Linked DNA regions of Homo sapiens: region 2 is linked to region 1. Evidence: read pairs that join two places in POLR2A ChIA-PET (ENCODE). Cell type or tissue: A673. All regions are shown on one strand.

Region 1 (5,000 bases):
CCACCTTCTTCTTTTATCTAGGACTCCAATTATATGATTATTAGATTTTTTTTGTAGTCCCATAAGTCTGACTTTTTTTTCAGTTTATTTTACCTTTGTTTTTCAAATTGAGTAATTTCTATTCTATCTTTGTGTTCACAATCTCCACCTGTAATTCTTAGTAAAGCAGGTTATATGTAAGATGAGAATGTTTTAGAGAACAACTCAGCATGAAAATAATCAGATCATATTTGTGGCAATACAGGATGTAAAATATGGGGATCATAGAATAGAACTTAACAGTTCTTTCAACAGTTGGATAATGCAATTAGTACAACTTTATGCAATGTCTTCTTTCCACTGTATATCTTATTTTTAATATGATTATTTTGAAAAAACATACTAATTATATAATATTCCATTTTATGTATAAGCAATGATGTATTGCTGGGCAGTTAACTTTGTTGATAATATTGCAAGCCCTATAAATAACATTATAATGAACATCTTTGGGTTTCTATTTTTGTTAATGATCACTGTTTTTTAGTATAATTTCTTAAATGTGAAATTAGTAGCTCAGGCTGGGCATGATGGCTCATGCCTGTAATACCAACACTTTGGGAGGCCGAGACAGGTGGATCACTCGTGGTCAGGAGTTCAAGACCAGCCTGGCCAACATGATGAAACACTGTCTCCTACTAAAAATACAAAAATCAGCCTCGTGTGGTGGTGCACACCTGTAGTCCCAGCTACTTGGGAGAATCTTTCATGATAACCTGACTTTCTATAAAATATAAATTAGGACAAATGTATTCCTTGGTGCTATGGTTTAAATGTGTCCCCCAAAGTTCATATGTTGGGATCTTAATTCCTAATGCAACAGTACTGGGAAGTGGGCCTAATAGGAGGTGATTAGCTAATAATGATTAATATTGTTATTGTAGGAGTGAGTATTGTGAGAGGGGGAGATAAATTATCTCAAGAGTGGATGTGTTAAAAAAGTGAGTTTGGTCCCCTCTTGCTCTCTCTCGAGTACTCTCTAGCCCTTCTGTCTTCCATCATGGGATGTTGTAGCAAGAAGCCCCATTGCCAGATGCCAGCACTTTGAAATTGGACTTCCCAGCCTCCAGAACTGTGAGAAATAAATTTCTTTATAAATTACTCCCTTCATGATATTCTGTTACAGCAACACAAAACAGACCAAGACACTTTATCAAATTGCAAAGAAACATTGTTGTTCTAGGTTATAATAAATGTAAAAACTAGTGCAAATTTATTTTGGGCTACATGTGAAGGGATGAGATAAGGAGGGTGGATGGTGTGGGACAGAAATTCAACTGTTAACTATTATATAGATTCAAACTTGGACGTCATCTACACATAGCAATTTATTCCTAGCCAGTTCAGGGTTTATAATGAAAAAATATTTCCCTGACATATTAAGTGGCTCATATATAACAAAAGGTCATTTATGAAGGAAGGAATTACTTTGGAAATTTATGCAAACTATTTAATCACTTAAATTATGAAAAAGTTCCAACGCAATTTGGTTCCTGATTTTGTGATAGGAACATTTTTCTTGGTAATTGGTGTAGTGGCCTCATGTCAGGAGTCACTTCATTCTCCTTTTCAGAAGAAGAAAAGGGTTTATGAATGGTCTGTATTTGATTTTTTAGCACCTCACTATTCATCAGTATAAGCCCTAGATTAGATGGGCAATGGAATTTTGGGCTGAAGAAGGGAGAGGTATAGTTTTCCTTGTGTTAAAACTCTGTTTGATTAATTAGAATGAACTGCCAAGGTGTTTCTGGACACCAGTAATTTATTATCTTCCTACAAGTCTATAAGAGAAGGATTAGAGCCTAAAAGTCTGTATGGAACTCGCTATTTATAAATTTTACAGAAAAACAAACATGTTGGAAAACTGCAAGTTTAATCAGATTCTACAGGACTTCTTAGAATCCTTGTGACAGCAATATGAACTAAGAATTGGTAGGAGGGGTTATAGTTCTTTCTGTTTAATGTCTGTAATTTACATAGGGCTCTCTTAGACCATAGATTTAGGGTGACCCCAGCCTGGTTTCACAAGGTAGGACTTCCATTGAATTCTCTCTCACCAGTGTGTTCCTCGTTTGGAGTTCAGCACTGGGGACTGACTGGGCGGCAATGTGCATGAGCACATACAGTCTCAGAACATGCACTTTGGGCAAAGAGCAGAGCCCCTTTAGGTCAGGGTTGGATTTACCGTGGTGGCTCCAGTAGAGGACTGAAGCTTTGGCATATCATGTTCAATGTTCCTTCCTCTCCATCAGATATTTTTAATAAATGTGCAAGTCTTTAATAAATGTGAATCACCAGTGGTGGACATTTTGTCCAAGAATTGTCCTGAAGAGGAAGACAGTTTGGACCAGCTGCCCTGGGAAACTCCTCAGGCTACTTTACTCGAGTGCAGCCTCGCTGACTGCTCATGCTAGTGCATTAGAAGGTGGCCACGAGGACAGGCTGGCGCTGCCTGCACGGCCTGCACTCATACCTATGCTCATCGGCTGACCTCTGACTCTTTTTTTTTTTTTTTTGAGACGGAATTCTGCTCTTGTGGCCCAGGCTGGAGTGTAACGGCACGATCACAGCTCACTGCAACCTCCGCGTCCTGGGTTCAAGTAATTCTCCTGCCTCAGCCTCCTGAGTAGCTGGGATTACAGGCACCCACCACCACGCTCAGTGAATTTTTGTATTTTTAGTAGAGCTAGGGTCTCAGCATGTTGGCCAGGCCTCGAACTCCTGACCTCAGGTGATCCACCTGCCTTAGCCTCCCAAAGTGCTGGGATTACAGGTGGGAGCCACTGCACCCGGCCTCCCCCTAATTCTTATATTTCAGCAACATGTCCCTGTAGGTCACTTCTAGTAGTCTTTGCTATTTAAATAAGCTTAGGAGCATCTGCAAACTTAGAAAGTTTCCTGCCTTTGAGATAATTTATAAAAATATCAATGTTGATTCTGGCAGAAACCCCCCATGTAGGCCCTTTATCCCAATTAATGTTTTTCAAACATTAGAGTGCCTGACATTGTGATAGATCATTAGCCGTCTCTGCTACTTTATATATTTTCTGTATCTTTATCCTTATGCATACAAAGAAACTTAGCACCATATTCCATTCATTCTAAGATGCACATTAGTTTCACATTTTAACTTTTTTATTTAAAATCGGGCATGTCTTACAGTTGAATAGCATCTTAGATTTGATGACATGTGAAACTAGAATAAATGCTTAGAGGATTAACAGTGGAATTGGAATTATCCCTTGAGTGTATGTTAAAAATAACCTGAAAAGAGTTTGTATTTAAAAGTATTTTCAGAGTTTCAATTATGCTGACTCCAATTTTTGTATCCCATTCTTCTGAATTCAGTTTCTCCTTCCAGGAGGACACCTGATAGTAATTACTCCAATGAAGTAGTGTCAGTAATGACATTGTCTTTGTTTATCTGAAAAACGTTTTTCTTTTAACTTTACTCTTGGACGGCAGTGTAGCTGGTCTTAGATTCCAAAGTTGAAGTCCATAATTACTTTCCATAATTTGAACATGTTACTTCATTGATTCCTGGCTGCTCTTATTGTGGCTTGCCATCTGCTCCCTGGCCAGTCGTTGTTACCCTGTGGATAAACTGTTTGATTCTGTACTTTTAAGATATTCTTTTTCATATTCTATCGTTTTACTACAATGTGACTTAGTTAATTTTAAAATTATAAATAAACATATTATAAATAAACTCCCTTGTAATATCTTCAAGTTTTCTTTAAAGATAAACACTTTTGGCCAGGCACGGTGGCTCACGCCTGTAATCCCAGCACTTTGGGAGGCTGAGGCGGGCAGATCATGAGGTCAGGAGATCGGGACCATCCTGGCTAACATGGTGAAACCCCGTCTCTACTAAAAATACAAAAAATTAGCTGGGCCTGGTGGCAGGCGCCTGTAGTCCCAGCTACTCGGGAGGCTGAAGCAGGAGAATGGCGTGAACCCTGGAGGCGGAGGTTGCAGTGAGCCAAGATTGCACCACTGCACTCAGCCTGGGTGACAGAGCGAGACTCCATCTCAAAAAAAAAAAAAAAAAAAAAAAGATAAACACTTTTATTTTTCAAGTTTACTTTAACAGCTATCTTTAAAGAAAACTTGAAGGTACTGCAGGGAGTTTCCCTGGAGGCCACACAGTTTCCCCTGTGAGTATCCTCTTGCATCAGTATGATGCTGTTTGTTACAATTAGTAATTGGATATTCATAGATATTTTAAACTGAGGTCCGTACTTTATTCACATTTTATTGGCTTTTTAAATCCCATTTCCTGTTTCTGTTCCACGATCCCATCCAGGAGTCCATGTAGCATTTAGTCCTTGTGTCTTTTTAGGCTCCTCTTCATTGTAACAGTTTTTCAGCCTTTCCTTGTTTCTGATGATCTCGACAGTTTTGAGTAGGGCACTGGTCAGATATTTTGTAACATGTCTCTTCATTGGGATTTGTTGGATGTTTTTATCCAAGTTAGAATGGAGTAATGTGTTTTGGGGTAGACAGACAGCAGAGTATTATATGTTATCATATCATATCCAGGGTGCATAATATCAATATGACTTACTGTTGCTGTGGGCCTTAATCAAATGGCTTAAAATGGTATTCGTCAGGTCCCTCGACTGCAAAGTTACTCTTTTTCCCCTATTTATATACTGTACTCTTTGGAAGGAAGTCACTATGCACAGCCCAGGAAGTCACTATGCACAGCCCAAATTAGGGAGTGGAAAGTAGTGTTTCACCTCCATGAAGGCAAAGTGTCTACATAAATTGAAATTCTTCTTCATGGAGAGTTTGCCTCCTTCACCCCATTTATTTATTTAATCATTTATTTATGTTAGTGTGGACTCAGCAGTATTTATTTTATATTTTGGAGTGTAATCCAGTATTACCTTATTTTGTTGTTCAAATTGTTTACTGTTTTTTACCACTAGGTACTTGTTAAATTTGCTGCAGTATCC
Region 2 (5,000 bases), 52 kb before region 1:
CCGGTCGCTGGCGTGGAGGAGGGAGTCCGGGAAGACTGGACCCCAGAATTGTCCCGGCTTTCTCCCGAGTGCCCAGCGCAGCTTCTGGCTGAGAGCGGGAGCGGGCTGAGTGGGGACAAAGAACGCAAGGGAGAGGTAGAGCCTGGCCTTGGGCAGCCCCTGGCCTGGCCAGAGGCGCGAGGCCGAGAGCCCGCTCGGTGGAGACTGGGGGTGGAGGTGCCCGGAGCGTACCCAGCGCCGGGAGTACCTCCCGCTCACACCTCGGGCTGCAGTTCCCTGGGTGGCCGCCGAGACGCTGGCCCGGGCTGGAGGGATGGGGGGGCGGGGACGGGGGCGGGGGCGGGGCTCGTCACGTGGAGAGGCGCGCGGGGGCGGGCGGGGCGGGGGCGCGCGCCCGGCTCCTTAAAGGCGCGCGAGCCGAGCGGCGAGGTGCCTCTGTGGCCGCAGGCGCAGGCCCGGGCGACAGCCGAGACGTGGAGCGCGCCGGCTCGCTGCAGCTCCGGGACTCAACATGCGCTGCTCGCCGGGAGGCGTCTGGCTGGCGCTGGCCGCGTCGCTCCTGCACGGTAAAGCCACTGCCTCCCCGCCCTCCACTCCTCCGTGGGATCCCGGGCACATCCCGGGCGCCTCTGTGCGCCCCGCGCCTGGGCCAGGTTTGGGATCTCCCCGCCGCCGGGGAGGGGCAGCGGGGGCGCTGCGGGGGCTGCTTGTCTGGGCTGCACCGGGTGGGCGGCGGGGGACGCCGGCAGGAGGGAGTCGGGGGTACCCCCGCCGGCCTGCCCTGAGCCCCCTGCCCGGGTCTTCTCTCCTTAAGTGTCCCTGCAAGGCGAGTTCCAGAGGAAGCTTTACAAGGAGCTGGTCAAGAACTACAATCCCTTGGAGAGGCCCGTGGCCAATGACTCGCAACCACTCACCGTCTACTTCTCCCTGAGCCTCCTGCAGATCATGGACGTGGTGAGTCCCGCCTGGCTACAGGGCTGCCCTCTCCCCTTCCTGGGCTCCGAGGGGCTTTTTAGACAGCGTCGGGCGGCCAGGCGGTGGAGCTCGGCTGGGGCACTCTAGTTGGCCCCAAGCTAGGCAGGGCCATGCTCTGAGTCTGTCCCCAGCCTGCCCTCTCCTGAGTGTCTCATTTCTCGGTTTCCCCTCCAGCCAAGGAGGGACCTGGTAAAGCTTATTCCATCACCCTGGCCACCTGTGCATGGTTACTTGGGTCCCACCTTTCTCTCAGGTTAGAAACTCAAGCATCCTGAGCTGGGACTCAGTAGCAAGAACAGGTGAAGTTCACTTTTTAATCTCCCTTATGGTGTAAGTGTTGACTTGCATTCCAGCATTGTCAATTTAGCCACTTCTAGACTTTTCTGCCGCCTATGGTATGTAACTTCTTTGGTGGGGGCCTGGCCCTGAGCTTTGCAGCTGGCGAATCTATCCAGGCAGAGGGCAAGAGGGCCAGCTGTGAACTTTCACTGTGACCCCATCTTAGGAATGGGCATGCTTTGCCTTCCTGGTGAGGACAGGTACTGGGAGTCCTGCTCCGAGGACTCAGGGTTCCCCGTCAGGAATACATGTGTCTGTCCCTCCAGGCAGCTGCCATCAGTTCCGTGGGTCTCTTGCCTTGCAGCCTTGCTAGTGCCCACTTCAGTTAGCCAATCTGTGTAAACTTGCCTATTGTTCCTCTATGCTGCTTTGGATATTCAATATTCATGGTATATTCTCCATACAATACAAATACTTCACACAAGTGTTTAATTCATTATAAGTGGGTTTGGTGTCTTGTCTATACGGAGTATCGGATTCTATTGTGGAGCACCCTGGAGTGTGGCAGGGTGGGGCACAGGGATAATAATGTTCATTGGGAGGGAGAGCATGATGGGAAAGAGGTGAGAGAATAGCCACAATTACTGGTTAAAAAAGAAATAGTGCTAAGAGCTACCTGGCAAAGTGGAAAAAGGTAAGAGGTGATATTTCATAATCCTACAAATAAACAGTTACCCGCACTATCATGTTGATGAATGGTATATCACTTAACCTAGTTAAAATTGCCATCATACATTGCCTCCTTTCCAACGCTACACTCGCCTCAAATGTGTTCTTCCTCCTACAGACAGAATCATGCTTTAAAATATTGAATGTATATGTGATGATGTGGAAAAGTTATCATGAGAAGAGCTGTAGGGGAAGGCAGGTTCAGTCTCATGTGTTGCAGAGCAGCAAAAGTTGCTGTTTATGGAGCAGTTCCTCAGTTGCTTTAAAGAGCTCAGGATTTGTACTTGGGATCTTCGGTGGGTTCTGTCTGTGTTGGTTTCTGGATGGCTGCTGTTAGGTAAGTTTCTTAAGCATCTTGAGCCTTGGCTTTCCGGCTAATAAAATGCACACTGTCAGTCATTGTGATCAACTAAAGAATATGGAAACAACTTGAAGAGACCTTAAAGCTAGATATGTGATTATGGTCATTTTCATGCAGAAACCACATGAAAAAGGACCAGGCAGCAGAGCTAACACACCCCGCAAGTGGTGTGTGACAGGGTGAGAAAGGGACAGTAGCCCCCTCTTCCCCCATTTGTCCAGGGTCAACTCCAGCCAGGCTGTCACACTGTTTGTGTCTGCTCCACAGCTGTCTCTCTTGGAGTGGGTGACCCTGTATTGCCTGGATGGGGGTGATGGTGTAGTAGCCCCTCAGTAGAGGAACAGGAGGAAGTCAGTAGAACAGGCTCCTGAGGTTGCAAAGGCTGCGGCAGCACCTTTTGGAGAAGAGACCACTCGCGGAGAAGCTGCAGGCTTTCTTCTGGGAACTTCTTCTTTAAGAGACTCTTAAGAAACCAAGTTATTATGAGGAGCTCTGAGTCTTAGGAGAAGTTTAGGCATAAGTTAGTGTTATACTACATGAACATTTAAAATAACTTTTGTCATGTTAGAAAATTACAAAAATAGCACATTGGCACTTTGTGTCAATGACATTCCAGTGTCCTTAGGAAATGCATGTGAAGAAGGCTGTCAGCAGCCAGAGGTCATGGGAAGGGGGCGGGAGAAAGTTTATCTCTCACCTTAGCCGTGGTATTGGCTGTGAACACATTGAACTTCCCAGCCAGGCAATGCTATGTTCATGGAGTGGCCTTGAACAAACTCACTTACCTTTCTAAGCTCTGTTTTCTCATGTGTTAAATGAGAATAATAATACCTGCTTCAGAGGGTTTTGAGAGGATTAAATGAGAGAAAGTGCTTGCCCACACTGGTGATTCACTGAAGGTCTGCTCCATCTTAATTATGTAACTACTCAACTCAGAGGTCAAGAAGTCCATGCCTAGAAGGGTGTGGTCACATGCCCAAGGTCACTCTGTGATTAGAGGTAGGGCTATGAGGAAAACCAACATCGGACAAGTCCTTTGTCTTTCATCTGCTGCTTCCTTTAGACTTGGTAACTTCGGCAGAACAAAGTCATTTAATTTATTTAAACTGGGTGAATTGTAACTAATTTAATGTGACTTTCCTGAGATCCTGGATGAAGCCGAAGTCTCTATCAGACATAACAAAATATGCAAACATTTGTATTCCAGCCTTACTTGGCTCTGCCTGGTTTTTGAAGCAGAGCCAGGTCTCTCCAGCTGAAATCTCAGCGCTCTGGACAGAGACACAATGGTTCTCATAAAGGCTTCGTGTGGCAAAATCTTGGCTGGTATAGATTCTCTTTACACATTTGTTGCCCATTTTAACTGGACTGTTCTAGAGACCATAGTAGTTGGTTTTCCTACTCCCAAATATTGTTATTGATTGCTTTTGTTTGTCAGCAGAGATTCCTGACTGGAGTGATAGGAAGACACCATATGATGTTACATATTTGATTTTTGTGAAAGATCATTTACTCTTTAATCAATTTATTCCACACATGCTATTGAGCTCCTGTTGTAGACTTTGACAAATTCTGAGAATTAACAGAAAGATGAGGGATTATTTTTCCTTTCAGAGATCTCATGAGCTGGCTAGGGAGATTAAAAAGTAAATCCAAAATTACATGTGATGAAATTTAACATAAATATCTATACAAAGTGCTAGAAAACATTGTGTTCAACTAGAGCAGCTGAGAGTGGCTTCAAAGAGATGGTGGTTAGAGTTCTAAAGATGAGAAGGAGTTTGCCACTGAAAGTAGGAAATCTTTTCCAGGTTGAGGAAAGACTGAAAGTGCAGTGGAGGACAGCTCACTTTCAACAAGGTGTGTTTTATGGGACACTGGCAACCTGTTGATCTTTACTACAGGTTTTGCTGCAAGACTTCTCAGAAAATTTATGCTATGTTTTTTGAGACATTCTAAAAGACCAATATAGTACTGACCAAACTACTGATAGTTTTATAGACCCTTTTGTAAGAATTATATGCTCTAGAAGCACACCTTACAAGGGGGAGGCTATGATTTTTCTTTGGTAGGAGGTGCTAGATGAGTGTGGGGACAGTAAGGTTGCAGTGTGTGAGGCGTCCTGAGTTCCTCTGCAAGTTTGCATTTCACCTGGCCCTAGTCTAGGCATCTCTGAGGGCATGAGGAGGCAGTGTGCCAGGGGTTTTGTGAAGCTGTAAGACCAGCCTGCCATAGCATATTTTCCTAGAAAAGGAAATAGTCCAAACCATGATATTTGTATTAAATTCAAGTATAAATTATAGATTGGAGTGAAAAAACTTTGCATACATTTTAGAGGTACAACATGAGTCCTCAAAGGAATTGCTTGACCTGCTGTTATTCAACAGGCTCCTTCATGAAGCACTAGGCAGAGGGGGAAGATATGGTGGGTCGTTAAACAGGGGAGGGAAGTAACCGAATCTCTGCTTAAGCAGAAGATGCTGAGAGCAGTGAGTGTGAGACGGGTCAGAGAGGAGAGAAAGGTAACGGACAAGGAGGTTGAAACTAGGATGGCCACTGTGGGAATGTGGAGAAGGGGGCAGATTTAAGAGATGTTTTGGATATATTGTCTATGATCTATAACTGTGTGTATAAACATCATGAATATACATCAATA

What was found. Peaks named below come from ENCODE experiments on the same cell type or tissue, not always from the same donor. Only the 100,000 strongest peaks of a DNase experiment are listed, where the experiment ranks them.
Region 2: POLR2A ChIA-PET joins it to region 1 with 10 read pairs; 3 of 35 experiments call an interaction of 5 or more read pairs at or near these places.

What each region holds. Positions count from the first base shown.
Region 1 is chr15:32,082,295-32,087,294 of GRCh38, forward strand. The region is part of intron 2 of CHRNA7 (cholinergic receptor nicotinic alpha 7 subunit); the gene reads left to right. Among named protein-coding and RNA genes, the nearest start is that of CHRNA7, 54 kb to the left of the region's middle. In A673, no CTCF peak of the experiment used is centred here; no DNase peak of the experiment used is centred here.
Region 2 is chr15:32,030,084-32,035,083 of GRCh38, forward strand. CHRNA7 (cholinergic receptor nicotinic alpha 7 subunit) reads left to right here and starts at 432. Exons shown (of 10, transcript NM_000746.6): 1 at 432-566; 2 at 815-954. The coding sequence starts at 512. LOC124903441 reads right to left here and starts at 513. Exons shown (of 3, transcript XM_047433397.1): 1 at 474-513; 2 at 1-305. The coding sequence starts at 513. RefSeq lists an enhancer at 491-1,056. In A673, a CTCF peak has its summit at 197; a DNase peak (open chromatin) is centred at 368; H3K4me3 peaks cover 1,041 bases; H3K27me3 peaks cover 900 bases.